Regions from separate parts of the Mus musculus genome. Here region 1 is linked to region 2. A link is a loop called in an ENCODE intact Hi-C map of the cell type or tissue named here. Cell type or tissue: gastrocnemius. All regions are shown on one strand. Links, peaks and the distances in the headings refer to the core of each region. The heading gives the core; the rest is flanking DNA.

Region 1 (15,741 bases), core at 4,005-12,004, 190 kb after region 2:
ATGTTATGGTTGTTAGCTTGGTGTTATTGCAGCACTCCTACCAGTAGAAGTTGGGATGTCTCTAACTCTCTCACCTACTTTTGGGACCCCTTTTCTTCTACTGGGTTTCATTGCCCAGCCTTGAAATGAGTGTTTATATCTAGTCTTATTGTATTTTGTTATGCTGCATTTGGTTGATATGTCTGGGAGGGAAATAGAGAAGAAGTAGATCTGGGGGAAAGGTGAGGTTGGAGGGATAGAGTGAGGGAAACTGCTGTCAGGATGTATTGTGTGAGAGAAGAACAACAAAACATACTTGCTGTTATCCTGGAGAACCTGAGTTTGCTTCCCAGCACCCCTATCAGGTGGCTTTCTCCCATCTGTAGCTCCAGTTTGAGGGGATCCAATGCCTTTGGTTCTTGGCCATCTTCACATTGTCAGATATAGGTTCTATCTTATGGAGTGGGCTTAAATCTAACCAGAAAGTAGGTGGATACCCCCATAGCCTTTGAGTCACTACTGCACCAGTAAATCTCCAGGCAGCTCAGTGTTGTAGGTTACCGGGTTCATAGCTGGTAGACATTAGTGATTACTTTTCTCCTCTGATAGCATATAATGAACCTTCTAGTACCACAAGGGTTCCAGAGCCAGTAAGGGTGAAGCTTCTAGTTATGCGCCATCTTGACTTTTCTATGTCTGGTGACATACGTGCTGTCTTCAGCAATGGGGCCCTATCATAGGTGTGAAGAGTAAAGATTAGCCTGTAATGTTTGTGAATTTCCATGGGACCCCTTTGACCAAAGACTCAACAGGATGCAACTCATTTCGACATGGGAGAAGGTTTTATTTTGTGGCATAAGATGTCTAGGTCAGGCAATTCTCCCATCCTATTTGGTGACTCCATTCAGGTTCCTTTCATATATGTATATATTTTAGGAAGGTTCTACAATAGTAGATTTCCATATCTACTACTGTCAGAGATACCCCCATTTTCCATTTTCCAATGGCCTTTAGTGTAGTTGTCTATGGTGGTTTGAATAGGAATGGCCCCCAATGACCCATGTGTTTGAATGCTTGGCCCATAGGGAGTGGCACTTTTAGGAGGTGTGGCTTTGTTGGAGTAGGTGTGGACTTGCTGGAGTAAGTGTGTCACTCACTGTGAGGGTGAGCTTTGAGGCCTCCTCCTACACTCAGGCTCAGCCCAGTGTAGATGATAGACATTCCTTCTGACTTTCTTCAGATCAAGATGTAAAACTCTCAGCTCCTTCTCCAGCACCATGTCTTCTTGCACACTGCCATGTTTCCCACCGTGATGATTCTGGACTGAGCCTCTGAAACCAGAAGCCAGCCCCAATTAAATGTTGTCCTTTAGAAGAGTTGCTACGGTCATGGTGTCTCTTCACAGCAATGGAACCCTAACTAAGACATTGATCCTCCCCATATCTCCTCCTCGACCCTTTCCTCCCATTTCCTTCCATGTTAATCTTCCCATTCTAGTTTTGCCTTTATCTCTTCATAACAACATAATCTATTTCTCCTATCTTGGAAGATCCTCCTCTCTCCCTCCGCAGCCCACTATTAGCTACCCAACCTCTGTGTTTACTTGATCGAAACACACATATCACACATCAACAGCTTAAAAGCTAACATCTACATTTAAGAGAAGACATACATTGTCTTTCCAGGTTTGGGTTACTCCACTCAGGATGATTTTTCTAGCTCTCTCCATTTACTTGAAAATTTCATAATTTGATTTTTCTTACTAGCTGAATAATATTTTATTGTGTAAATTACCATATTTTCATAGCCATTTGATGGGCATTTCCAACTTCTATTATGAGCAGAGCAGCAGTGAACACAACTGAGCAAGAATCTCTGTAATAGGATGAAGAGTCCTCAGGGAGTATGGCCAAGAGCTGCCCAGCTTGATATTCAGGTGGATCTATTATGGCTTCCTGACCCAACCCTTCTGATCTTCAAAGTCAGATACTGTGTTACATGCTGTGCTGGTGGTTAGTTTTGTCAGCTAGATACAAAGTGGAGTCAGTCACCTAGGCAGAGACATCAGTTCAGGAATTACCACAATCAGATTAGTTCATGAGGTAGCTTTTCTATTTGCTATCAGATGCAGAAGGGCTGGGAGGGTGGGCCTGGGCTGTATCCAAAAAGCAGGCTGAGCAAGTCATGGAGAGTAAGCCAGTAAGCAGAACTCCTCCACAGTCTCTGCATCAGCTCCTGCCTCCAGGTTCCCGCTGCATGCTCCTGTCCCATCTCACTGGCTGCAGTTTTCCTCATAGTCCCCTCTCGAGGATCATGTGATTTCTGTTCCGGAGATGGACTTGCGATTCCCTCCTTCATAGAACACCCCCGGCTCAAACCGAAGCTCTCCGTGTCCCTTCCAGAGTGAGCTTCTTCATTCTGAAATCTTTTCCAGTCATTTCCCAGCGGAGGCTAACGACTCAAGGCAGGCCCATTGTTCACATCTGACTTCGGATCTTCCTCTCTGCATTTATGGGGCCCGGGGTAGAATGCAGACCGCTCGGCTGGGCTTGTCTCTGAGGAATGCACTCCGTGGCCTGGATGCCAGACAAATCTGGGGTCATGACCTCCTTTTACTCTCCCTGCTTTCATTAGGGCCACCTCGGGCCAGTGTGTGCTGTTTGTAGGTCACCAGAGTTATACTTTATCCAGCACTGGCTCTCTCTCGGGCACGTTGTTTATTAACTACATCTGTCCTTGCCCACATCCCCGGAGAGCAATGGGTGAAGTGAAAATGTAAAATTTCTGAAAACACCAGAGCTCGGTTACGGAGGCTCTTTCTCTGGGGGAGGTGCTCATAAAACACACGAGGAACATTCTAGAATGTGAAGAGCGATCTGTGCCACCGATCTGGCCCACCGCAGTCCTTTCTGTCACTTGCGGGTGACTTTCTGTACCCCGTTGGACTGTGCAAGCTGGCTTTCTTCCTGTGGATGATTTGTTACTTTGTACCCTTTGCCTAAGATTAAGAACAGATGAGGAGGCTACAAGATGGTTCAGCAGATGAGTGAGCTTGTGACAGCGCTTGATGACTCTTGAATAGGACCCCCAAATCCCGCAGCGGACGGAAAGAACCAGCTCCCAAAAGTTGTCCTAAACACCCCACTAAATAAATAGAATAAGTAAGTAAATAAATGAAAGAACAGACGACTGCATTGCAGGAATACACCCAGGTGGGAGATGCTCTGATGTTTCTACCTGTGCCCCTCCTCAAGTGCTGAGGGCCTGGCAAGAGCTGGCAAAGTGAACTATGAACCAGCCCAGTCCCTTGTGACAACCTTGCTTTGGAAACCAGCTACTTTCTTTTTCTTTTTTTTTTTTATTACGTATTTTCTTCAATTACATTTCCAATGCTATCCCAAAAGTTCCCCCCTCCACTCCCCTACCCACCCATTCCCATTTTTTGGCCCTGGCATTCCCCTGTACTGGGGCATATAACGTTTGCCTGACCAATGGGCCTCTCTTTCCAGTGATGGCCGACTAGGTCATCTTTTGATACATATGCAGCTAGAGTCAAGAGCTCTGGGGTACTGGTTAGTTCATAATGTTGTTCCTCCGATAGGGTTGCAGATCTCTTTAGCTCCTTGGATACTTTCTCTAGCTCCTCCATTGGGGGTCCTGTGATCCATCCAATAGTTGACTGTGAGCATCCACTTCTGTGTTTGCTAGGCCCCGGCCTAGTCTCACAAGGGACAGCTATATCACGGTCCTTGCAACAAAGGCTTGCTAGTGTATACAATGGTGTCATCGCTTGGAGGCTAATTATGGGATGGATCCCTGGATATGGCAGTCTCTAGATGGACCATCCTTTTGTCTCAGCTCCAAACTTTGTCTCTGTAACTCCTTCCATGGGTGATTGTTTCCAATTCTAAGAATGAGCAAAGTGTCCACACTTTGGTCTTCGTTCTTCTTCAGTTTCATATGTTTTACATATTGTACCTTATATCTCGCTATACTAAGTGTCTGGGTTAATATCCACTTATCAGTGAGTACATTTCATTTGAGTTCTTTTGTGATTGGGTTACCTCACTCAGGATGATGCCCTCCAGGTCCAGCCATTTGCCTAGGAATTTCGTAAATTCATTCTTTTTAATAGCTGAGTAGTACTCCATTGTGTAAATGTACCACATTTTTTGTATCCATTCCTCTGTTGAGGGACATCTGGGTTCTTTCCAGCTTCTGGCTATTATAAATAAGGCTGCTATGAACATAGTGGAGCATGTGTCCTTCTTACCGGTTGGGACATCTTCTGGATATATGCCCAGGAGAGGTATTGCGGGATCCTCCGGTAGTACTATGTTCAATTTTCTGAGGAACCGCCAGACTGATTTCCAGAGTGGTTGTACAAGCTTGCAATCCCACCAACAATGGAGGAGTGTTCCTCTTTCTCCACATCCTCGCCAGCATCTGCTGTCACCTGAATTTTTGATCTTAGCCATTCTGACTGGTGTGAGATGGAATCTCAGGGTTGTTTTGATTTGCATTTCTCTGATGATTAAGGATGTTGAACATTTTTTCAGGTGTTTCTCAGCCTTTCGGTATTCCTCGGGTGAGAATTCTTTGTTCAGCTCTGAGCCCCGTCTTTTAAGGGGGCTATTTGATTTTCTGGAGTCCACCCTCTTGAGTTCTTTATATTGGATATTAGTCCCCTATCTGATTTAAGATAGGTAAAGATCCTTTCCCAATCTGTTGGTGGTCTTTTTGTTTTATTGACGGTGTCTTTTGCCTTGCAGAAGCTTTGCAGTTTCATGAGGTCCCATTTGTCAATCCTAGATCTTAAAGCACAAGCCATTGCTGTTCTATTCAGGAATTTTTTCCCTGTGCCCATATCTTCGAGACTTTTCCCCACTTTCTCCTCTATAAGTTTCAGTGTCTCTGGTTTTATGTGAAGTTCCTTGATCCACTTAGATTTGACCTTAGTACAAGGAGAGAGGGATAGGTCGATTCATATTCTTCTACATGATAACAACCAGTTGTGCCACCACCATTTGTTGAAAATGCTGTCTTTTTTCCACTGGATGGTTTTAGCTCCCTTGTCGAAGATCAAGTGACCATAGGTGTGTGGGTTCATTTCTGGGTCTTCAATTCTATTCCATTGGTCTATTTGTCTGTCACTATACCAGTACCATGCAGTTTTTATCACAATTTCTCTGTAGTAAAGCTTTAGGTCAGGCATGGTGATTCCACCAGAGGTTCTTTTATCCTTGAGAAGAGCTTTTGCTATCCTAGGTTTTTTGTTATTCCAGATGAATTTGCAGATTGCTCTTTCTAATTCGTTGAAGAATTGAGTTGGAATTTTGATGGGGATTGCATTGAATCTGTAGATTGCTTTTGGCAAGATAGCCATTTTTACAATGTTGATCCTGCCAATCCATGAGCATGGGAAATCTTTCCATCTTCTGAGATCTTCTTTAATTTTTTTCTTCAGGGACTTGAAGTTTTTATCATACAGATCTTTCACTTTCTTAGTTAGAGTCACGGCCAAGATATTTTATATTATTTGTGACTATTGAGAAGGGTGTATGTAAAACATGAAACTGAAGAAGAACGAAGACCAAAGTGTGGACACTTTGCTCATTCTTAGAATTGGAAACAATCACCCATGGAAGGAGTTACAGAGACAAAGTTTGGAGCTGAGACAAAAGGATGGTCCATCTAGAGACTGCCATATCCAGGGATCCATCCCATAATTAGCCTCCAAGCGATGACACCATTGTATACACTAGCAAGCCTTTGTTGCAAGGACCGTGATATAGCTGTCCCTTGTGAGACTAGGCCGGGGCCTAGCAAACACAGAAGTGGATGCTCACAGTCAACTATTGGATGGATCACAGGACCCCCAATGGAGGAGCTAGAGAAAGTATCCAAGGAGCTAAAGAGATCTGCAACCCTATCGGAGGAACAACATTATGAACTAACCAGTACCCCAGAGCTCTTGACTCTAGCTGCATATGTATCAAAAGATGACCTAGTCGGCCATCACTGGAAAGAGAGGCCCATTGGTCAGGCAAACGTTATATGCCCCAGTACAGGGGAATGCCAGGGCCAAAAAATGGGAATGGGTGGGTAGGGGAGTGGGGGGGGGTGGGGGACTTTTGGGATAGCATTGGAAATGTAATTGAAGAAAATACGTAATAAAAAAAAAGAGAGAAAAAAGCTACTTTTGTGCACCTGGTTTATCCAAAGTGACTCAAAGGTCAATTGTCTGTGTCACCAGGGCCAAGCCTGGCTTTCCCTACTCTTCCACATCTGGGTAAATTTCAAACACTTGACACAGTGAGTTAACTTATGCTTTGGGTACCTCTTGCCCAGACTGAGCAAGCTCTGAGCCCAACCCGTCTCACACACTGCTGAGTTTACAGGTCCATGCCTCCCTGTGGAGGACACACCCTTGACCTTATTTTGGTTCTCCTAGCTGTTTAATTGTGTGTCCCAAGAGCACAAGCTCAAGGCGAGTGTGTCCTGAGCAGATTCTGTCTCTCTGACCCCGGTGTTACCAGCACACTAATGCCTGAGGCAGGACTGATTAAAATCATACCTCGTTCAGATTGCTTTCTTATTGATTTTTGTAGAAGTCGACAAAAGGGGAGCTTGTTTTTCTGCTGCTGTTTATTGAGCAGCAGGAATAGCTGTGGGGACAGAGCGATGGAGCGGGTAGAGGCAAGCATTGGAGCTAACAGTGAAACCCCCATCCCCCTGGAGGCTGGCTCCTTACTTGGTCTGGAGAGAATGGGAGGCATTGCTAACAAAATGTTCTAAGCATTAAGACAAGAGATAACTGAAGGTATTCTTCGCTCTGGGAAGTACTGGTTTGTGTGTTTTGAATTCAAGTAAAGTGTAAGTTCTAACCCTTTCTATTGTTATTAAAATAAAAATTTAAAAAGATTAGGGAATTGAACAATGACAAAATCATTGCTGTTTAATTCCATTCATTTTACTTATTTTTTCTTTACAAAGAAAATAGGCTGAGCGTGTGGAGAAAACAAGGCCCCTGAGTTAGAGTCACCTCCTTCATAAAGTTAGAGGGAACGGAACCTCCAGAGCCTTTGCCAGCTTGTCTTGGACTCGATATTTATTGGTTATTCACTGTTTGCATTTGAATTGCAGGAGTTAAGAACACATTTGGATTAGAAGGCTTCTGAGACCCAGTGGAGATGGAGGTGCCCGAGTTTAGGCTATGACGGGGTGGGAGACAAGGATGGGTACTTCTTTCTAATTGAAATATTGTGGCAATTGGACGAAACATTTTAAAAACTGGAGCTTGTAAGAAGCAGATGAGGTAGTGAAGGGCAGTGTGTGCAGAAATGGGAGCAGGTACCAGAAGCCATGGTAATTCAGTCAGGAAAGCGTACCAGAGGGGCTGGAGAGATGGCTCTGTGGTTAAGAGTACTAACTGCTCTTCTTGAGGTCCTGAGTTCAATTCCCAGCAACCACATGGTGGCTCACAACCCTCTGTAATGGGATCCAATGCCCTCTTCTGGAGTGTCTGAAGACAGCTCTAGTATACTCAAATACAAAAAAATAAAGAAATCATTTAAAAAAGAAAGCATATGAGAGAGATGAGAAATACAGTATTAGAAAAGAGCCCACCATGTCTCACACAGCACGTCAGCAAATCGTTATTATGAACAAAAGGAAGGAAGGAACAACTCCCAACTGTAAAAACTACCAACAACATTTTAGGGATCCACAAATCTCCCTAAATAACCCTAGATGTAAGTTGTCCCAACTCTCGAATTAAAGGCACAGACTAAGTGACAGAATTATAAGACACATCCATCTATTTGATGTCTCCAGGAAGCACACCTCACCTTTGTCAAACGACATTCACAGACAGAAAGGACAGAGTCAATGTATCAAAAAAAGCAGAAGCTTAAAAACAAGGCACTGCTTGAACAGACATCGGAAACTTTAGGCTAAAATTAGTCAGAGGAGATAAGAAAAGCCAATACATGTTTTCAAAAGGAACAATCCATCAATAGATCATGACAGTCGTAGAGGCTGAAGAGATGGCTCGATGGTTAAGAGCATTCGTTGCTCTTGCAAAGCATCAGGACTTGGCCATCCCGACAATCCTCACTGAGCATTTTAAAGGAAGTTGAGTATTTAATGGGTGTGAGACAGTTCTAGATACTTCTGTGGTTGTCTCTCTCACATAGCCCGCTTGCTTACGAAGCACAGAGTTCTCTTTCCTCCCTGCACACATCCTCCTCCCTCCTGCACAGGCTCTCCCCTGCCACGTCTGTGCCGTCCGTCACTCGGACTGTTTGTCTGGTGAGCTGACAGGTGTCATACATTGTTAGGTAAGAGTCCTGGAGCTTGAAACTCGAAGTGACACAAGTCTCGTCGATTTAGCGCTGGTGACTTTTCCTGTGGAAACTGGGAGAAGGACAGGCATTTGCTACAACAATTTTGAACTTTCTTAGAAATTCTTGAAGAAAATGGATATGCGTCTCTTTCCCTGGCCGTGCACAGGGAAAGTGGTTTGACCTGTCACACTGTGACTTCTGCCTTGAGGAAATGAGAAAGACACACGTGACTGTCCAGCAACTTTGTGGATCAGCAGATCGATGGAGACCAAGAAGTGGCTGTGGGCTGACTCAACTTTGTTCCCAACTTTTCACAAACCCCACTAAATCCAGAATATTCATTTTCTTTTCAGTTAGTTCTTAGTTATTTAAACAAACTGACACTGAGAGCTTACTGATGCGTCATTCAACAGGAGCAGATGCCCTGACTCCCCCTATGCAACTTTCTTTGTATTGGACTTTTCAAAGTAAAGATAGATTTTTTCCCCTCCAATTCCCCAAAAGAGAAAGTGCTCTTAAGCCTTAACCTATTTTTTTTTAAATCCATTTTGAAAATATAAATAGAGTTGCCTCTTGAAGTTTTGCTAGTTTGAATCTCACAATCAATGCATGGGTTATAGCATGCACACAGACACACATCACTGGGCTAGGAGTCAGGAAGCTGTTCAGGGAGATGTAGAACCCATTGAAATGGGAAGAACATTGCTTAGGCGGTTTACAGCCACTCCGATAGAGATTTTTCTGTGTGTTACTGTCTATAGCTGTGTTCATCCCAGGTGAGCATAACGAATGAACACCATAAAATAAGTGGAATAGTAACAGATATTTATTAGTCTTCGTTCACAATCAAGCTGCTTAAGGATCTAGCTCGGCAGTGGGAGCTTCTATGCTGCTTACATGTGGCCCCCTTTCCATCGTGTCCTTGCATGCTGAAGGAAGTGCCCTTGCCTTATTCCTTCTTCTCATGAAGACTCCCACAGGCGCATGTGTCTGAACCCTCCATTGCCGGCTGGTGGGTTTTAGCTGTAGAGTCTTAGGGATTATGGTCCAGTGGCAGGAGTAGGTTACTGGGGTCAGGCCTTAAAGATACGGCCTTCTCACTCTCTGCTTCCCGATCGAGCTACCAGAATGCAATTAGCCGCAGCACAAGCCCCTGCTGCCAGGGATGGAGACAGCCTACCTGCCAGAGCTTTGCTGCCACAGTGGAGTGATAGTCTTTTAAACATTGAGCCAATTCCTCTCTCCCATTTAGTTGCTCAGTTAAGCACTGGTCACAGAGACAAATGAGAATAATTTTCATTGAAACACATATGCCATAATGGGGGATTTCGGGTTCCTTTAAATATACCCCTTCCTATGCCATCCTATTGGGAGCTGAGTCTCTGACACACAAATTACAAGGAGTAGGGGATATTTATTTAGTCTCTGATATTCCATCCTCCTCACCACCGAATTCATGTGCTTGAAAGCCAAAGACACTCCATCTATTCCAACAATTTTCAAAAGTCCTAGTTAATTCCCGTGTCAACGCCTGACCATTTGGAAACTTTAAAGTTTGAAATTCTGCATTTCACCTAAATCAGATGTGGGTGCGACTCTAGGCACAATTCATTCCTATGGCAAAAAAAAAAAAAAAATTTTTTTTTCTAGTTACGAACTCATGAAATAAGATGAGTTACATGTTTTTGGCTTATAGTGGCAGACGTGGCTTCACGTAGACAACTCCTGATTAGAAGGCAGAAACAAAATAGGAGGGAAGGTGTTAACTGGTCCAAACCACACCATTCCCATCAGACCGTAACACTCATGAGCAGTTCGCTTCTACCTTCTGGTCTTACTGGGGTGTTGCCCCCATCTCAGCCATGAGGGCTACGCAAAGCTTCAGGTGGTGATACGGGAAGTCTCTAGGAGTCATCTATTTGGAAGGTAAAACCAGGGTGATGGTTGAACCCAAGAAAGCCCAGTGTGTGTACTGACCTCTAGCTACCTCCAAGGTCATTGTCTCTTGCCCTGAAGAATGCTGTATATGTGAGGACTGGAGAGAGGGTTCAGTGACTACAAACAGTCACTGTTCTTGTGGAGGACCTGGGTTTCCATGACCAGTTCCCATATGGTAGCTGACAATGTCTATAGCTCCAGCTACGAGCCACACCTGACACAGGAAACGGGTGTGGAGACATTTATGCCTTCGATAGCCACAATGAAGAAGCCTTTCGAAACTGGTTTACAGAAGGAATTTGGAAATGTTTGGAGAGCAGGTTGAGTTCAATTCTCAGAACCCATTTGAAAATATCTGGAGCAGTGGAAAGAGTGCCTGGAAGATGGGGACAGGCAGTTCCTGGGGCTCACTGATGGGTGGTGCTCAAACAGGATTCCATCTTGGGAACACAAAGCAGTTGAAGTTGAGAACCAAGATGCAGTATTAAGGCAGGAGGAAGCCCAGTCTCCCTGGTGGGAGATCCTCTCTGTCAGCCATGCTCAGCCCCTCCACCCTCAGGCGAACATTGTGAGAAGGTGCAGTGTGTTGGCATGCTCACAGTGCACCAGGCCCTGTGCAGGGATAAAGGATGCGAAGTTGGTGAGGTGCTACGCCTCCCCTCAGGGATGTGGGCTACCCAAATACCAGGAAGAAAGTTAGTATCTATAACCAGGCAATGGTGTAATAGCTTTAGGGGGAATCTCTTGTGGTAGATACTGAAAGATGGCTTTGGGTGCTGACAAATCGCTTCTGTATAACCAAATCCTCCAGTGCCCGGAGGCCCCGTCCCCCGTCCCCCGGGTGTCTGCACAGTCTGTACGCAGCCTCCCTTGGTCTGCAGTGTGCTGCAGGATGAGACAGACCCTGGAGGGAAGTCCCTACCTAAATCCTTCCGTAGAAGCAGGGCTAGGCATTTTTGGGGTCATCCCTTTTTCATGTAATTTAAGTCTTCTAGATTGTTCTGGGCATTTAATATGATGTAAAGGACCGCACTCTTGCTCTCCCACTGTATCACATGGTACAATTTGGGGAAAATGAGAAACATCTCAAACAAAGACCTGGGCAGAGGCAGGGGCCCAGCTGGAAGAGCAGGGAGGGAGAGGAGCTGCATTGTGCAGTCTGTGAAGTGCGGGAGGGGGAAGAAAGCCTGTAATTTCTTCCTTTCTTTCTTTTCTTTTCCTTTTCTTAGCTTTGGGAAAGGAACTAGGCACCGTTTCTTGGTTCATGAGCTTTTGCTATGGTTTGAGCTTGCCCTCAGAGGGTTGACGGTGTGGGTGGATGGCAGCGTTCCACTTAAAGTAGGGCAGCAGTTGTCGAGTGGTTAATTTAAGAGTCATTGGTCTGACAGAGCAACCCATGCGTCCTCTCCCATCTGCGTGGGGGAGAGGAGCCAGCGCTGTATTTACTGCTTGGATTGAGTCCACAGAGCAGACCTTAGCAACCATATTTGGAGGGGAAGACAGAGTTGAAGCAACTTAACCAGGGTTAAAGTAGGGTCAACCTATGGATTCAAGGTTAGCGTAGGCTGGGCACTTGGCCAACAAGCATAAGTTTGATTTTCTTCAAAATAGTAACTCCTAATGCGAAGAGGAAGAGAGTCAGTGGCGTCTGGCTGAGGGAAGAAGGAGCCTGGCTGCACCGCTGTCTGTGTGAGTGGGAACCCGAGTCCCTGGGAACTCACTGTGATTCAGGGTTCCTGTGTTCCCAGGGACAAAGACCTGGACAGAAACACATGAATAGTGGTAGAAGCAGAAGCTTACTAAGGGGAGGAGAGAGCCTAGCTCTCTGTTGCTAGTAGATTCTGTCCAAAGAGGGAAGCGGGCCAAAGCAGGGAGAAACATCAGCAGTTCCAAGACAAGCACTATAGAAATGCTTGGGACTTTTATATCCCAGCATCCCCAGCTTGTGGCTCGTTAGCACAGTGCACTCTAGTTTTAGCATGTGCTCTGCTATCTGGCAGCCTGGGTGGGGAGAGTTTTCCAGTCTGGTTTCTTTTATAAACTAGTTGTAATTCACTCTTTGTCATATTGTAGGGTCTGTGGCCTAGGCCAGGTACAATTGACAGCCTCCCCACACGGAGCCACTTCTTCACGACAGGACATCAAGGTGAGTGGTACTCCCTTGTCAAACCATCCCTGACACAGAAGACTACACGTGAAGCACCTTCCGGATGCTAGCCAGTTGGCACAGCGGCCTTCTGGAAGGTTCTATTGTGCTGAGACGGAGCACATGAAGAGTCTTCTCACTGGCCTGTGTTTCAGTTTCCTTTGCTGTCCCTGTTAAGCAGTTCCGACAGGTTTGTGCTGGTCTATTACGAGAGAAACTCAGGCAGATTTTGAAGCAGCCGGTAACATCATCTCTACAATCAGGAGGTAGAGAGGGATGAACAGTCCAGGGTCCCAGCCAGGGAATAACGCTGCCCACAGTGGGCAAGTCTTTCTATCTCAGTTAATGTAGTCAAGGTTATCCCCGACAGGCACGATCACAGGCCCGGCTCTCTGTCGGTTGTAGATTCTGTTCAGGACACAACCAACATGAACCATCACACACACTGGCATGATCATTGACTTGGGATTCTTCAAGCAGCCTTTTAGACTCTTTCTGAAACATTTTCAAAGCATCACGTAAGTATTAACTGAAATGGTTCTTCAATGGTCCCTGTTACCCTCGGCCTCTTCCCTTCCCTTCTGTAGCCAATGCTGAGGAATGCGCAGAGAAATCTCTAGTCTCCACCACAGGAAGGTAAGAGCTAGCAGCAGGGAAGACAGAGGGATCCCCCAAAGCATTCATGTTTTTGCAAGTATAACAAATATAGTGAAAAATCCTCTCTTGTACGCAGTTAAAATTTGGCAGAGCACAAACCAGGACCTGGCAAGACCTGGCAGGACCAGCAAGGCTGGGCTTCCCCGGGCTCAATGGCTAACCAGAAAGCTAAACTGGTGAGTTACAGGTTCAGTGAGAAACTCTGCCTAAGAAAGTAAGGTCCAGGACTCAGCATTTAAGAGCGTTGATCCTGCTTCAGTTCTCAGCACCAAATGTCAGCCCACAACCTCCTGTAACTCCAGCTCCAGGGGACGCTGGTGTCCTCTTCTGGACTCTTTAGGCATTGCACTTGTGTGCACATACGGCTGTCCCTTTCTTCACATAATTAAAAATATATACTATATGCATATAGGAAAGGATGACTGAGGAAGACACCGGTGTTCTTTATAGTATCCACATAGGTATAGGTTCCTGTACACACACACACACACACACACACACACACACACACACACACACACACAGCCTGTCAGTCCCTGTTCCTATTTTCATGCTCCTGTCCAGCACAAAGCTTCCATAGCTGTTTTTTTTTGGGGGGGGGCGTGGATTGGATATTTACTTTATTTACATTTCAAATGTTTTCCCCTTTCCAGGTCTCCCCTTCGGAAACCCCCTATTCTACCCTCCCCACCTCTATTAGGGTGCTCCCCCACCCACCCACTCCTGCCCTCCCGCCCTGGCATTCCCCATAGCTGTTTTCTAAGGAGCCTCATCTTCCTGGCTGCCGAAACAGGTAGGCATTGTTTTGCTGAGGCACGGGGCTCATGGGTTCCTGTTTTTGCTGCGGGACCCATGGAACTCTGCTATGAAAGCTAGCTTCCTGGCACCAGCGCTCCAGTGTTTTATGTGCTTAAAATTCCATCTGTGCAAGTCCAGACATGACCTGAGTGCTTGTCAGGTCTAGTTCATCTCAGCCCTCCTGGGGCTCAGGCTTGCAGTGAGGAAGGTTTCCCTACTCTTGTTCACCCATCCTGCTGAGCCAGCAGCTCCCTCTGTCCCCAACCATGCAAGCCTTGGATTGTTGACAAACTTAGGCAATTTCATCTGCCTTGTCCAATGCATACTGCATGCCTGCCAGGAGTCCTGCTGGCTTCTAGATAAAGACAAGATTCCAGGAAAGGTTGAGCTGTGCTGGCCAAGTGTAGCCTAAGTTATTGGCCAAACACACAACCCAAGAATGACAGCCAAGCTGGTGACTTTCTAGAACGGAACTCAGAGCTTCTCTTGTTAAAAAAAAAAAAACAAAAAACCCAAAACTGAGACCCCTCCACCCACCCCCCAGGATCCAAAGCACAGAGAAGCAGCATAGTGTCTGCCTACACCCCTGTTCTGAGAGGACTACACCCCTGTTCTGAGAGGACAGGCTGCTGATGCTGCTGGGAACAGGTCACCAGACCCTTCTCAGTTCTGTTTTCTCTGGGCTGGCCAAGGCTGCAGACAGGATACCTTCCACAGCACACAGAAGAGTGTTAGTTAGCGTGTTGTCATTGCCGTGGAACGCATGAGGCTGCTAAGGTTGAAGGAGAAAACGTACACTTACCGAGTAGTTTGGAGGACAGGGATTTGTGACTTTCCTTGGGCCGATTCACCTCATGGTGGGTGGGCACTCTGGCTACAACCATCAAGTGACCAGACCAGAAGCAGAGAGGGCTGGGCTGGGGCTAAACTCAAGTTACAGTCCTTTACTCAGGAACTACTTCCAGAGAGCATAACTCTGGGGGGCCGGAGGATCTCCCCTAACCCACACATCTAAGGGTTTCCATGATTTCCTCATAGCATCACCCTGCACAATACCTCTTCAGTCACAATGCAGCACACAATTAAACGGCATTGATGCCACACAGCAGCAATACGTGCCACTTAAAACAAGCCACTCTGAGCAAATGACTACTTTGAATGCAGCGGACAGAAGAGTATTCCTGAGCACCCCATTCACCCAGAAGCAGCATGTAAGTAAATCTGTGCAAGTTTCCCCTTCCCTCTACCGGGAAGGGTAGGTGTCTGTTACTAGAAACAGCACTAGCCCTGTGTCTGCTCACAAGCTACTCCATTAGGACTACCCAGATTAGAAGGAATGGACAGGGCCTGCTCCAGTTTGGGCTCAGGGACAGAGGGGGTAAGGAAGAAGGCATTCTGAGTGGGATGCAGACAACAGGTAGCTGTGAGAAATCTAAAAGGGGTTATGGAGTGAGCAGAGAATAAAAGGTCGGCCCAAAGATGAGAACCTGAGCGAAGACAAGTGGCTTAAAGCTAAAAGGCTGGCAATAGTCAGCCATGCCCTGAGCAGACCAGACATGCCCTCAACAGGCCAAACATGCCCTGCAGACCAGCCATGCCCTGAGCAGACCTTGCCCTCCTCGGCAGTCTGCACGGCCTTGGCTGCTCCTGCTGCAGCCATCATACCTGCTCTGACAGCTGGCTCCCTCTCCATGAGTTCTGCATTCACAGATTCAGCCAAGCATGGTGTGAAAGGCATAGCTATCTGTGCTGCAAACACACAGGTTTTTGCCACCCTGGGAAGTCATGTGTGTGTGGTTTGATACTTGTGTGCACATGTGTGGATGCATAAGGGTGGAGGCCAGGGGTAGATGTGAGGTGCCTCCCTCCATGATT
Region 2 (15,741 bases), core at 3,720-11,719:
AGGCCCGAGCCTATAGGGCATTCCCATTTAGACATCACATCCCAGCTCATCACAGGCAACTGTAGCAGAGGCTTAATGCCCAATGGGTCACTGGCTGATGGCTGCTAGGGTCCTTTACTTCCTTGGCAACCAGCTCTCAACCGTGGTTCTCCTGGCACCTGCTTTCTACCCCAAATTTGGACTTTGAAGATAATTCTTCCCTAGCAGCCCAACTACCAACATCAAAGGTAAAAAGGGACTTATGAAAATACTTCTAATTCGAGGGTCCCAGCATAACAACATGATCCAATTTGGAGATTAAACCAAGAACTGGAAGGGCACTAGCGATTGCTGCTAGCCCAGCAAAAGCTTAGCATGAAGTGTGGCTTCTGTGCTTGGGAACAGTCTGGACACGGCATCCTGAGTTTTCATGAGACAGCGGTGTGGAGTCCGTCCTGTGAAGTCTCCTGCTAACTGTTACTCATAAGTTCCCGTCAATACTTGTGGCACTGTTTAACAAAAGGCATACTTATTTTACTTTGTGTGCATGAGTGTTTGCCTGCCATGTGCACCTCATGCATGAGGTACCCATGGAGACCAGAAGAAGGCATCAGATCCCTGGAACAGACAGTTCTGAATCACCATGTGTATGCCAGGAACCAAATCTGGATCTCCTACAAGAGCAAAAAAAAAAATGTTCCCAGTTGCTGAGCCATCTCTCCAGCCACCTTGCAACACTTTGATGTGAGCATGTGTGTGTGTGTGTGTGTGTGTGTGTGTGGCGTGCACACACACAGAAAGAGAAAGAGAGAGAGAGAAAATGTTGAGTTGCTAGGAAGCACATCCTAGCTGAGGACTTCAAAGTGACATATGGTTCCCTCTTTCTTAGCTGAGCTCTTACACTGACCCCTCTGTCCTCTACTCTGCATCAGGTTTTGGTCTAGTTTGTTGGAGAACGAGGCATCATTGTATTTTTTTTCCGCTTTCTGTGGCGTTTCACCATTTTAGATGTCCTCCTGCGCTGTTTATTAAGCTGAGAAGATTAATGGGCCTCACAGAGAAAACAGGCATACCCGTTAAAGCATCACTCGGAGAAAGGAGCTGTTACTGTGCGTTCCATGTCAGTAAAGCGACACTACGCATTAGATGAGGACCTATAAATGGAAATGCACTTAAAAAGGCTTATGCAGCACACTTGCAGAAATGCTGTGAACAGGCTCATAAGAACCTAGAGCTTCATTTCCTGGGACAGCCCAGCACCTGCCACTAATTAATAGGCACAAATTTCCCTGAAAATGGAATGTACTACAGAATTGGAGATGGACAACCAATGCATTTAACACAAAACCTCTCAATTGATTAACCGATTAACTAATTTCAATCAATAACCAGTCATTGATCGATTTCAGTTAATTCAAGTAATGGACATGAACTCTCCGGTGGACAGACACGTAGTACTGAGATATATCCACACTTTAAAAGAGTACCAGGGATGAAGGGCAGCTGATGTGACTCATCCACAGAGCGCCTGTCTAACAAGTGCAGGACTCTAGGTTGGTCCCCAGCGCTCGCTGTGCTGGCATGAGGACCTGGTTTCATATCCCTGGCCCCTGTGTTAAAACAAAAAGTTAAACAAGGTGGCCACCAATCCTGGCACTAAAGGCTGGAAACAGGAAAATCCCCAGATCCTGCTGGCCATCCAGCTTAGCCAGTCAGTGTGTTCCAGGTTCATGGAGAGACCCTGCCTCAAATAATAAAGTTCAACAGCTACTCAAGGCAATGCCTGACCCATACATACAAACATATGCACACACTCATACACATGCTGTGTGTGTACATGCACACACAAACATACGTACACACACACACGTATACACACAAATATATACACATATATACACAGAGACACAAAACAATATTTTTTAAACCACAAATATTATTAAAAAGAGAAAAATCTTAGCTTATAAGAAATAACTGCCATCAAGGTTCCCTGTCCAGCTTATTACTACATGGCATTTGGCCACGACCCTGATCATTATTGTCCCCATAACCCTGCAAGGACCATGACATAGCTCCCCTTAGGGACAGCCACAACGCTCTAGGACTGTCATCCCTTCCACCAATGAGAAAAACAGCACTCGGGAACATTTTATAAATTGCTTATCTATCACATGTGGGTAAAGCTGCAGGAATGTCACATCGATCCTAGTCCCAAGCTCAGTGGCTGCAGTAATGTCTATGTACCGCACCAGGCTGACACCCCACTGGGGGACAGACTTTCCAGGGAAAATCTCTGAGAGAAAGATGCACTCTGAAGGCTTTGTGGATAACTACACAAAGTTAAGGTCATGCCTCTCCCTCTCTCCCCCCTCCCTCTCTTTCCCTTTCCCTCTCCCCCCTCTCTCTCTCTGAAAATGCATTAGTTAATTAAAACCAGAATTTGGAGATACTCCAAGGAGCTCCCCAACAAAAAGTGACCGGCCTTTGTATAACTATTGAAAAAACAGTCTACAGGCTGGGCATCCCTAATCAAACATCAAACTATCCACAATCCAAAATCTTTGAGCACTTCCTATGGCAAACTCCACACTACAAAACTTTGTTTCATGCTGAAAATTAACAATGTTGCATAAAGTATCTTCTGGTCACATGTGTGGGGTGGATGTGAAACAAATGAATTCCATGTCTCCTATGGGGGTCCCACCCGGGGATTCCTCACTGTGCCTATGCAAGCATTCTAGGATCAGGAAGAAGACAAAAACCATAGTGAGCGACGGATGCGTGGTGTGCATTTGAAACTGCCGGCTGCCGAAGCAGAGTTCAGCTCCAGGTACATAAGGCACATCTGCCTGTGAGAGACAAGGAGGCTGTGTATGATAGGATCTACGTCACTCACCCAACACTGAAAATGAACAGCACCAACAGCTCTAATGTTCAAATATAGCCACATGCGGACAACTCTGCTCACGGGAACGAAAGGTAAGAGAGGTTCCACTACCAGAAAAGTGTCTCGTGGGCTGTGGGTGTGCCTGGGCAGGAAGAGCTTCCTTGTGATGTAGAGAGGTAGGGGTGGAGGAATGGGAAAGGGAGAAGGAAAGAATGTGGGGGGAAAAGGGTAAAGTGGGAAAGGAGAAGGAAATGTGAAAAGAGATGACATACTAAGCATAGAAAAGGCACACTGTGACAAGACATGACGGTGCCCAACCCAGGTCTAACAATGTCGCACTTCTCCACCGCTCCCCAAGAACATGCTGTCGGCCTGTACAGGGGGTACAGATTCAGAACGGTGACTAGGAGAGAATACTGCTTTTACCTTTGATTTTACAGCACACCCGCAACGAATGTGTGGGCGGCCTGCGTGGGAACTCATTAACGCCGGCCCCGGGTGGTACCCATTCCCTCCAAATACCTTGACAAAGTCCACACTGGGAGCCACTCTCTGCCTCCCCATTAAGAAGCTACAGTGAAAAGCAGTCAGGCTACACATCAGCAAAATGAAAAGCGTTAAAGTCATAAAATTCTTATTGTACAGGAAAATCTATGTGAACTGTTCTGGGACTCAGGAAAACGACCTGGAGAGCAAGCATGGGTTTCCTTAGGAGCAAGCAGCAGCTCAGGTTGCCATGACACAGGGAGACACAGCTTCCCAAGTGGATAAACAGCATCCTGTTACCCAGGGAACCCCAAGAAGGCCAAGGTCAGGAGCAACGTGGAAAACAGAGTGGCCCTGGGGTGGGGAGGCATGCAAACAACACCGTGGGTGGAGGGGAGTAGGGCAGATGTAGGTTCCTGAGAGCATCCGCATCCTAAGGACAGGATCACACTGCAGAGCATCCAGAACATCCTGGGCCTCCGGGGTGGAATCAAAGAAGCTGGTGGGCGGCCAAGGCATCTTCCTCAGAACTGCTGTTCCATTGCTGGTTTCTGGAGACGACCTCTCATGTAGCCCATACAGGGCCTGGACTCCTGATCGCCTGCCCCTCGTCTTCCATGGAAACATAAGGAAGTTTCCAGATCCCTCTGGTAGAACAAGTCTAGAGTTCATAAGAAGGCCTGGAGAAAGTTTAGGGGAAACTGATAAGCCATCCTGATAGCTGCTGTGTGCAGGGTTAGAACCTGGCCCTTGTCCCAGGCAACAGGAGGTAACATGTGGCACTTCCTCTGTTTGAGGCTGTTGTTATCCCTCAAAACAAAACCCTCCAAGTTATGTTTTTAGACTTGGAGCATTTAAGTCCAGCATTCTGGAAGTTGCTGGGTCCTTTCTCCCAGTGACACTATAAGCTTTCTGGAAGTGAGTCTGTACTACATCCACTGCGGGCTTTAGGGCTGAACTCAGAAATGCATCCGAGGCTAAGATGTGCTTGTGGTCAAGCCTCTCCGTGGATAGAGCTGGACAGAAAGGTGGGCATGGGAGATACCAGGACTAGTGTAGCTCCTTCTGGGGCTCCCATGCACTAGAAAGCGGTGCTGGGCTATGTCTGGCCTGGGAGAGGAGGTCATTGCCTCCTTCGGGCAACCAGCCAAAGGGCTGCCCTGGCGAGAGGTAAATCCACGAGTCCATGAGAGCCGTGTCCCAGCTGACACCGGCTCTCACCATAGCACAGTGTCTGCAGCTGTTCTCTGCTGACTGAGTGTTCAGTCCGTTGTGCTAGATATTTCTGGTGGCATCCGAGAACAGGCTAGGATGAAGTGAATAGAGACAGAAACGTGCTGGATGCCGGCCAGCTGTCGCACAGACTGGTTTGGTTTTGGTTTTGAGGGGGAGTTCGTTGGTAGTCACTGTGGATTGAAGCTGGGCCCTTGCTCATTACCCCTGAGCCCTTTTATATTTCTGGCATGGTACAGCGTCTTTCTATGTAAAGCAGGTTGGACTTGAACTTGTGATCCTGTTGTCATCAAGCTTGTGACACAAGGTCCAACCGGACCGACTCTTAAGCCCTCAGAGGAACAGTGGACCATGAATCTTGAGCCCTCAGAGTAACGGCAGACCATGAAGTTTAAGTGGCTGGTGGCAGAGAGAAGTGTGGGTCCTGGGTAGCCTTTCAGCACATTAGCCAAAGGGGGAGCTGACGGATACACTGCTGGGTTTTCTTGTTCTTATTTGGTTTGGTTTCATTCAATTCCCCACCCCCACCCCCAAATAAGGCCTCACTATGTAGCCCAGGGTGACCCAGCACTCCCAATCCACCTGCCCCCACCCCTCAAGCCCTCGAACCACAGGTGTGTCAGGTCACCACCATACCTGTCAGGTTTACAACCGGTGTGCACCACCATGTCTGTCCAGCTTACACTGCTAGTTTGCTCCAAGCTAGGCTCCTGTGCCCTGGGTCCTCACTGCCTAAGTAAACAATACTGGCTCAGATAAGGTCCTGACAGTTCAGCAATTTACAACCTTCAGGGATATCCAAGACAGTTCAAGCCAAGAGAACTTCTAAATGCTCCAAGACTGAATGGATGTACGGATCGTACGCAGCGGGAAGCTGTGGTGGGACCTTCGCTCGCTGTGCATAGCATCAACCCTAGGACCTCACCCCACAAAGCAGGCCTGGAGCCGTATCTGCTCATCTGTTTGTTTTTCCTTAAAGCCGAAAGAGAAGGAACAAAAGGTCGAGGCAAAATGTCACTTAACACAATCCAGACAGGGTCTCCAGTGGACCAAATAAGCAGCAACACTCCAAACATTTTCTCCAAATACAGGAAATTCCACATTAGAGTCACACTGACCACCAAGTCGAGTTTTATGAAAACACAAAAAATGTCCTGTAAAGAAAGAAAGTGCATCTGAGCTAATCCTGCAGAGACTTGACGCCCCAGGGAAGGGGGATGGGGGGTGTAGCGGGGGGGGGGGGGGGGGTGAGGGAGCACCCTCTCAGAGGCAAAGGGGAGGAGGGACGGGGTGAAGAACTCTTGGAGGAGGGTGCGGAAGGGGGTAAACATTTGGAATGTAAATAAATAAAAACATTTTAAAAAATAAAAGTTGATCTCAAATCAAAATAAGATAAAATGCAAAAAGGTGGTGGGGGGGGGGGGGAATCGCATCTGCAGGTCACCGTCATTCCGCCATCATTCAGTGGGCATGACCACATCACATGAACAGAGACTGGGGCTTCCTGCTTCAAGGTAGCATTCCAGCCACCAGGATCTGGGCTGTTTGACTATTCTGACTTCACCATGTTAATCCCTTGAGCTCTTCCTATTATTTGATCACAGTGACTCTATCTCCTTTCAGCTACTGGGACAAAGTTAACTAGGCCAGAAGGTATAATCTGCTCTGAACTCAGCAGGGTGCTCTCAGGGGACAAGTGAGAGAAGGGAGCACGGTTCATGTGTCTGCATGAAGAGAGCTGCATGAAGAGAGAGAGTGGAACCCTGCCAGGAGCTCAGCTGAAGCTCCTTATTCCAATAGAAGGAGGGAAACACAGCCAGATTTCTTCCTAGAGCCAAGATTCAAGATGGAGAGGCATCAGCTGGAGGGAAGGGGAAGCCAAACCAAACTCTGTCGGACGGACAGACGGATGGACGGACATCCGCTGTGCAGCTCAGAGCTAGCTGCAGGCACTGGGCTCAGAAAGCAGACTAAGATGCAGCTGGAAGAGCTGTGGAAAGGCTTGGCGGTGAGACCACTGTGCAAGCGCGAGGGCCTGAGCTCAGATTCTCAGCACTCACAGAAAAGGCAGCATTAGCGTGGCTGCAGGTGCCTGTAACCCCAGCGTTTGAACAGGTTGGTGGGGGAGTTGTTCATAGAGGCTTTCTGGGCAGCTAGCCTACTGGAAAAACAGTGAGTTCCAGATTCAGTCATAGATCCTGCCTCAGGGGACTAGGGCAGAGAGTGATCCTGTCTCAGGGGACTAAGGCACAGGGCATGTGACATCCTCCTCTGGCACACAAGCATAGGGACGGACGGACAGACAGACGGACAGATACACACACAACACACAAGGGAGGATGGCTTACAGAAATCATGGGAACCCCTACTGTGTATGCTGCTCTATTCTGGAAACCGTGGGCAGATCTAACAAAGGCGTCAATTTTCATTGTTCCCTCTCTTTTAGGTAGAAAGAGTTTGCCTGTGTGCTCTTCTTACAGCTGGGCTTGGGACAGAGAGTGCCACAGAGAACTACTAGTTTCATCATGCCCTGAAAAGGTCAGGTGCAGGGTGGGAAAGAGTCTAGGCAGGGGTAACTTGAAGACACTCAAGTACACCCAGCCTTGCATGGCTGCCAGCACTAGCCGCACGGCCAGCGTGTGTCAGCCATGTTTGAGTCAATGCAACTCTGCAGACTCAGGCACCCACATGCAAAGCCTCTGCTCTGTTGACCTGCTCTGGGCACTGGGGTCACAGGCTCAGGTCTGCAGGAGCTGACTGGCTGTCTGCATGGCCAGTACAAATCCTTTCCAGAGCTCCTGGCCAGGTCCTTTCCTGTGATGTCTACAGGTCTGTGAGTCAGGTGGGACGGACAGTAAGAGGCAGGGAGGAGCTGAGCAGGTCACTTCAGGCCACACGAGGCAAGCCTGGCACTCAGAGTCCCTGCTGGAGTTACTGAAGTGAGAGCCACTCTGATAAATGTGAAAGAAGATCACTGAAAGAGAAACCGGAGCTCCCTGAAAGCCTGGGCACTGGCTCCTTGCAAGCAGAACTCTCTGGAAGCCTGCCAGGAGGACGACCTCACCCCAGCGATCTGATCCCTAAACACACGAGGCTAATGGTGAGAGCCCTGAGGTAACTGTAAATTCCGCAGCCAGGAGACCGGATGCTTTGACAATATTCCTACTCTGAGGAACTGGGTGTCCACAAGCACAAACATCTTAAGCTAAACAGTAGAGAAAAACAAAAGCAATGAGTGTGTATTAAGTTTGTGACAACCTCTAAAATGGGGAGGCTGGGCAAGCCCAGTGACCTTCCTAGAGTGACGCTGGGACATAGGACATCTGGGAGACTTGGGGTGACCAACTGTGGCGGGGCCTGTAAAGAATCTACCGCAGCTTCCAAGGACCACGATCAGGCCCTGTATGAATTCCTTTTTGGTTGCCATGATAAAACACCATGACCAAAAGCAACTTACAAAGAGTTTGTTTTGGCTTACAGTTCCAGAGAGCAGGAAGCTGAGAGACCACATCTTCAGAGCAACCAGGAAGCAGAAGGGTAAACCAGCAGAGAGATGGAGCTATGCAGTCTCAAGCCCACACCCAGGGATGTACTTCCTCCAGCAAGAGTTCACCTCCTAAAAGTTCATAACCTCCCCGAACAACGTCATCAACCGAGAACTAAGTGTTCAGATACAGGAGCCACCACAGGCCAAATGGAAATGGCTCGGGTTTTGTAGCAACGGACAACCTAATAGGGATTGGCATACACGAGATGCCTGTTAGCCTGCTTCCTGTCACCGTGACAAACTGTGGCAGAGAAGGATGCTCTCCTCCCCCTGGAGTCTTAGCAAGGAACTGACCTCAGTCAAAATCTATCAAAATCATTCTAAGTATTCGTGATAAATCATTAAGTTCTTACTGCAAACGAATGAGTCAATCTGAGGCCCTAGCTGTTAGCTGTTGCAATCTCCCTTGCTGCCCTCGTGACCACAAACAAAATGACCGTGCATCAAATAATAGCCAGCTAGACTGCTCTTTTGCCAGCAAAAGCCATTCTGAACTCTCTGCAGTGTCTAAGAAAACTGCACAACAATCCCAGCTCATTGTTCATCTTCAGAAGACACGGGCTCAGCCTAGCCCGTTTCAGTTTATATCACACATTTTGCTAACACAGGCCTGGATGAACCTGCAGCCATTTCCACCTAGACCTGAGAGGGAACACTTCCCCCATATCCCAGTAGAGGGAACTGTGACAAAAACTAGAGGCAAGGCTGTGATTGGTGCAAAAACAAGCCTTCATTTGCATGCGAGCTGTGCTTTGATTGGCCCAAGCACCTTCCCTAGATTCTGTGATGAGTGGGCTGCCTCCCCTGGTGTTGCAGCATCAAGTCCAATAAAAGACTGGTCCTGAGTAGTCCTTTTTTTTTTCCCTACTCGAGTAGTGTTGGCTAAACTGATTAAACAGAGAAAAGGGCAGGCATCGGCAGAGGTATAGGCGACAGGGAAGCAGGTGAGCAGCAGGTGAGCAGCTGGCAGACCAAGCTGCTCAGCGGTGAAGTTGGTACCTGACTGACAGCTGATTAAAGCAGTTACAGCAGGAGCAGAACACAGACAGCTGAGGCTGGGAACGAAAAACATCTGTAAAGATCTGGTGGACAGAAACTGCAGGGTCTGGCTACTGGGACAGTCTCAAAAAACTAAGTTTTGAGGGACAAGACGCTGTGCCCAGGAGCTGTAACACTGGTCACTATCAACAGCTGAGCACTCCTAATACCTAAGCCCACGGGGAAGCTGTAATACCAGCTATTGGCAGTCGCCAGAAGTCCCAGCTTCCCAGGCCTATGCAAAAGCTATAACACTTCTAGAAACCAAAGGCCCTAATGTCCTAGGCCTGCACAGGGTGGTGACCCTTGTAAAGGTTGGGAGGGGTCCTGGCATCACCTACACAAAGACCTTGAAAACAGTAGGGTGCAACCTGGGGCTGTTCTCACCTCCTTACTATTGCTGCACTCTGCTGTCAAAGAGCAGAGAAAAGGCTCCACTTCTCAAACACCTGCTGTGAGGTAATGGTGATGTAACCACCTGCTGTGAGGTAATGGTGATGTAACCACCTGCTGTGAGGTAATGGTGATGTAATCACTTGCTGTGGGGTAATGGTGATGTAACCACCTGCTGTGAGGTAATGGTGATGTAACCACCTGCTGTGAGGTAATGGTGATGTAACCACCTGCTGTGAGGTAATGGTGATGTAACCACCTGCTGTGAGGTAATGGTGATGTAATCACCTGCTGTGAGGTAATGGTGATGTAATCACCTGCTGTGAGGTAATGGTGATGTAACCACCTGCTGTGAGGTAATGGTGATGTAACCACCTGCTGTGAGGTAATGGTGATGTAATCACCTCCTGTGAGGTAATGGTGATGTAACCACCTCCTGTGAGGTAATGGTGATGTAACCACCTGCTGTGAGGTAATGGTGATGTAATCACTTGCTGTGGGGTAATGGTGATGTAACCACCTGCTGTGAGGTAATGGTGATGTAATCACTTGCTGTGAGGTAATGGTGATGTAACCACCTGCTGTGAGGTAATGGTGATGTAACCACCTGCTGTGAGGTAATGGTGATGTAATCACTTGCTGTGAGGTAATAGTGATGTAACCACCTGCTGTGAGGTAATGGTGATGTAACCATCTGCTGTGAGGTAATGGTGATGTAATCACCTGCTGTGAGGTAATGGTGATGTAATCACCTGCTGTGAGGTAATGGTGATGTAACCACCTCCTGTGAGGTAATGGTGATGTAACCACCTGCTGTGAGGTAATGGTGATGTAACCACCTGCTGTGAGGTAATGGTGATGTAACCACCTGCTGTGAGGTAATGGTGATGTAACCACCTGCTGTGAGGTAATGGTGATGTAACCACCTGCTGTGAGGTAATGGTGATGTAACCACCTGCTGTGAGGTAATGGTGATGTAACCACCTCCTGTGAGGTAATGGTGATGTAACCACCTCCTGTGAGGTAATGGTGATATAATCACTTGCTGTGAGGTAATGGTGATGTAACCACCTGCTGTGAGGTAATGGTGATGTAATCACTTGCTGTGAGGTAATAGTGATGTAACCACCTGCTGTGAGGTAATGGTGATGTAACCACCTGCTGTGAGGTAATGGTGATGTAACCACCTGCTGTGAGGTAATGGTGATGTAACCACCTGCTGTGAGGTAATCATTCAGGAACAACATTTATTATGTACTGGAAAAATCCAAATACTGTTCTGCTGAGAATATCTCAAGTTAGAAAACCAGGCATCAGAAGCAAGACTTAACCAAGCCAAGGAGACAGAGGAGGGCCTAGCTTTCTTTCCATCCTTGTTAGGAAATTCTGCAGGCTGTGTCAGAGAAGCCTTCTTGCTTAGGAGCTCACGTTTAAGCCACTGTGCTGAATGTAGTGACTTGCAGAGCTATGAGCAGTACAAGAACTCCCAAACTTTGTACTTCCGGTAAAGGAGAACGTTTCCAGCTGTACCATGGATGAAAAACCCGAAACACAGAAGCAGGAACCTCAGCTTTCACCTCAGTAAACTCTAGTGCTGGCAGAGTGGGCAGTTCAGTCTTGGGCCGTGGAATCCCAAACCCAACTTAGTGTTGATGTCTGATTGACAGGCCCAGCCACTAAAGAGAACAATAATTGGGTAGGATTATTAGTTTTTATTATTTTTTATCACCATCATTACCGCCTTAGACTATTAAAAGGAAACAGGCACAGAGACAGCAGAAAGCCATGTATCAGGGGCACTGGAATCATATTTAGAATGTTGGACGTCAGTGCTGGGATGAAGGTCAGTGTGCAGAGTGCTTGCCTAGTATACACCAACCACAGCAGTGTGTACACAGAGCTCAGTGGTCATTTTAGCCCTTCAGAGTAGTGGAGGTAGGAGGGTGTGGCGTTCAAGATCATCCTGGGCCTCGAGTGGCCTTGTCTGAGAGAGAGAGAGAGAGAGAGAGAGAGAGAGAGAGAGAGAGAGAAAGAGAGAGAGACAGCAGACAAGCAGATACATAAATACAAACAAACATACATGCATACATGGATTGATACATACATACATAGACAGCACACAGATATATACACATATAAATATGCATACATGGATGGATGCATGCATGCACTGATAGATGGATATATAGAGATAAGTAGATGGATAGATAGATAGACAGACAGCTAGAATAGATAGATTACATACATACATACATACATTCATGCATAGACAGATATATAGAGAGGTGGATGGATGGATGGATGATAGGATGTGCAGCCACTATCTCACTGACTCAAAACAGTCAGTGACATCTGGATAAAATGGAATTGAAATCCGCACTTATTCACGTTCTGACTCCCTTAAACACATGCAGTTAAATCTCACACAACAAAACCCCTGAAACATCCCTCTTACTGTGAAGCTAATCCAGTATCTACACTGACCTATACAACGCCCCAGTAGTGTCAGTTATCTACTTAGAAAACTTGCCTAACCATATTGTCTCCATATCATTGTAGGAAAATGGAGGACAGCTATGCCGCCTTCGTCACCGGGACACACACACACACACACTTAAGTTTTAAGACAAACATCTATAAATGCAATGGCTTCAGGACAGAGCTGCCTGACAGAAATACACAATAAGCCACAAGCGCAGACGGTCTGTGCAGTTTAAAATTCTGTAGTCCCCGCTTCAGTAAAGCAAAAGAATACAGGCCAGACTAACTTCAATAACACATTTTATTCCAGTAAAATACCATCACTCACACATTTAGACACGATGAGATTTCTTTCTATTTTTATTTATTTATTTTTCTAGACAGGGTCTCATTAATGTCGTGCTTAGGTAAGCTAAGCTCACAGAGACCCATCTGCCTCAACCTCATGCACCGTCATGCCCTGCATTCTCCACCCCCACCCCCGTCCCTCTGTTGCACACTTAGCACTCACAGCACAGCCCAGTACAAGCACTCAGTGGCTACAAACAAGGAGCGGCTGTTGTGTACAGCAACACAGCCTGAAGCTAATTTTATAGCTATAATATAAAACTGGGACACAGCACAGTATTTATAGATGGGAAGTAGACGAGATCCTTCTGAGGTAGGAGGGATGTAAACCACAGCTAATTCAGCACCCTAATCACCAGATGGGAACTGGGAGGGTCTGGGAGGGCCAGGCTGTGCACCCAGGATAACGTTCCTTCAAATGTATGAAAATCAACGAAGGGAACAGAAGAGACAGTTTACAGGATGGGAGAGAATCTTCACCAGTTATAAAAATGACAGGGGACAATCATCTAGAGTATAACAAACTCAGAAATTAAAAACTAAAATATAAAACAGATCAAACAATCAACAAATGGGCAAATGAGCTAAACAGACCGCTCCCGAAAGTATAAATACCAGTGTCCGAGAAAGACTTGAGCATGTGTTCAACACCCTTCCCTGGCTGTCAAATGAAAACGACATTAAGATTCCATCTCATCCCAGTCAGAACGGCTATCACCAAAAACAAGTGGCCACAAATGCTAATGAAGATGTGGGCAAAAAGGAACCCTGATTCATTGCTGGTGGGAGTGTACGCCTGGGAGGCTACATTGAAAATCAGGATGGAGGCTCCTTAAAAAACGACTATTCCAGCAAGAGGCCGCAGCAGAGAAGGGCACTTGGTGCAAAACCTGCAACCTGAGCTTGATCCACCGTATGCACAGGACGGAAGTCGGGATGATTCCTGCCAGTTCTCCTCCGACCTCCACACGTTGACATGGCACACAGGCATGCATGCACACACATGCACATATACACAAACAGACTCACAAACACACACACAGCAACACCGCATAATTTTTTTTAAAAAGCTTCTATGTCAGTCCTGGGGACATCTCTCAAGGAATGCATAAGTCATCATGCCACATTATACCACAGAGACACTCGCGCAGCCACATTCTCAACTGCAATCATCACAGCAGCCAAATCACAGTACCAGCCTCGACACTCATCAACAGGTAAACGGAGAAAGAAATGGGGTGCATACATACAGAGGAGTTGTATTCAGCTATATTTTTTAAAAAAATGGAAAATTGGGTCACGGGCAGGAAAATGAAACTAGAGATCATGCTAAGCAAAATAAGACAGGCTCAGAAAGTCAAACATTTTATGCTCTCTCTCACGTGTAAAGTCTAAATGTGTGAGGTAGGGAGGAGGTGAGGGCCTGCATGAAAGTATGTGTTATATGCATGGCATGAAAGCAGAAGAGTGACTATGACAAAACAGAAAACCAATGTGGTGTCGGGGGGCTGGGAGGGGACAGAGAGTTAACTTTTTCAAGCCCTGTATGGCACTAAGACGGTTTCCTTTATAAATATATTCTGCCACCTTTCCTATAGAAGTCAACTCATATCAGGCACACTGCAAGAAGCATTTGTATGCCTGGAGGCCTGGGCCAAGTCTCCATACAACCTTCTCCATGAACTCCTGTTGAGATCAACACTGGTTCCTGCACGCTAGCGTAAGGCTCTAAAAGAGAGGACAACGGTTCACACACAGCAGTCTACAAGGCAATCCATAGGTGTCCAGCTTCAGTGTGGAAGCAGGTGTGAGCAAGTTTCTGAGGTGGTCAAGGAAGAGGAAGCAAGTATTCTGACCCCTGGAGCAGTCGTGAGAATCAAAGGTGGGATTATCTCTACACACAGGTTTTACAGCACAGGAAAGCGTGTCCTCTCTCCCCGTGTCACACTTCTTGTGTGTATATGCTTGTTCATATTTATGTGGGTGAACACGTATGCAAGTGTGCATGCCTCTGTGTGTGCACGTATGTGTGCAGGCTACAGAATAACTTCAGTTACCATCCACTATTTTCTTTTTCCTTTTGAAACATGGTTTCTTGGTCTTTGTTCTACTGCTGTGAAGATGCGCTGTGACCGAAGCAATTCTTTTTTTGTTTGTTTTGTTTTGTTTGGTTGGTTGGTTTTTTGAGATAGGGTTTCTGTGTAGCCCTGGATGTCCTGGAACTTGCTCTGTAGACCAGGCTGGCCTCGAACTCAGAAATCCACCTGCCTCTGCCTCTGCCTCTGACTCTGCCTCCCAAGTGCTGGGATTAAAGGCGTGCGCCACCACCGCAGGGCCGAAGCAACTCTTACAAAGGAAAATGTGTAACTGTGGGCTTGCTCGCAGTTTCAGAAGTTTAGTTCATTATCGTGACAGTGGGTGGGGAGCATGTTGGGAACACTGCAGCACTCAGGGTGCAGGAGCAATAGCGGAGAACGACACCCTGACCCACAGGCCAAGAGCAAGGAAGAGAGACTGGGTTGGCATGGGCTTTTGAAACCTCAAAGCCTACCCCCAGTGTCACACTTCCTTCAACAGGGCCATATCTATCTGAGTCTATGGGAGCTATTCTTATTCAAACTGCCACACATGGGTCTCTCCATGGCCTAGAACTCACCAAGTAGGCTAAGCTGGCTGGTCACCAAGTCGCAGGGTTAGGGTTAGGGTTAGGGTTAAGGTTAGGGTTAGGGTTAGGGTTAGGGTTAGGGTTAGGGTTAGGGTTAGGGTTAGGGTTAGCTGTCTCTGCCTCCCCACTGCTGAGCTAACAAGCACACATTGCCATACCCAGGTATTTGATGTAGGTTCTAGTGATATAATTCAGGTCCTTCACTGACTGAGCCATCTCCCAACCCCATGCATCATTTTTCTTAAACTGCCATTTTCCTCTTGCTTGTCAGAGTCATAAAAATGAACAGACCTGAGGTATGGCGCTCACCGAACTCTGCAGTGAGAGCACACACAGAGACCGCTAATGCTGTGTCCAGCACACTGGCACTCAGTGAGCCTGCATGACTGCTAATACTGTGTCCAGCTTTCTGTGGAACATCCAGGGCCCCTGCCATGATCCCTCTGAACTGCTGTCATTATGTAGTCATTCAATGAACACTGTCAGCTTCGCTAGGATGAGCGACCAATTCTCTAAAACTTCGCAGAAAAGGGAAATCCATACAATAACACACTTCTCCGCCCTCTCCTCACTGAAAACAGTAACCTCACAAAAGTCTCTCCTCTTCTTTCCACTGCTTCTTCTCTTCTCTCCAACCACATGCAGAAAGGAAAGGGCATACACCATTTCCACACAGCCCAAGTC

Evidence for each region. Peaks named below come from ENCODE experiments on the same cell type or tissue, not always from the same donor. Only the 100,000 strongest peaks of a DNase experiment are listed, where the experiment ranks them.
Region 1: a loop joins it to region 2, with 4 times the contacts of the local background. A loop is called at or near these places in 2 of 42 quality-filtered maps.

Annotation. Positions count from the first base shown.
Region 1 is chr13:60,484,703-60,500,443 of GRCm38, reverse strand. A530001N23Rik (a long non-coding RNA gene) reads left to right here. Exons shown (of 6, transcript XR_873556.3): 2 at 11,877-11,954; 3 at 12,339-13,244; 4 at 13,722-13,861; 5 at 14,905-15,077; 6 at 15,436-15,741. Among named protein-coding and RNA genes, the nearest start is that of A530001N23Rik, 16 kb to the left of the region's middle. In gastrocnemius, for the core only: no CTCF peak of the experiment used is centred there; a DNase peak (open chromatin) is centred at 11,665; H3K4me3 peaks cover 630 bases; H3K27ac peaks cover 1,483 bases.
Region 2 is chr13:60,676,019-60,691,759 of GRCm38, reverse strand. The region is part of intron 2 of Dapk1 (death associated protein kinase 1); the gene reads right to left. It overlaps Gm35540 (a long non-coding RNA gene), which reads right to left and starts at 5,794. Exons shown (of 2, transcript XR_382548.1): 1 at 5,222-5,794; 2 at 3,484-4,032. In gastrocnemius, for the core only: a CTCF peak has its summit at 8,397; DNase peaks (open chromatin) are centred at 4,565, 6,382 and 7,603; H3K4me3 peaks cover 1,808 bases; H3K27ac peaks cover 4,243 bases.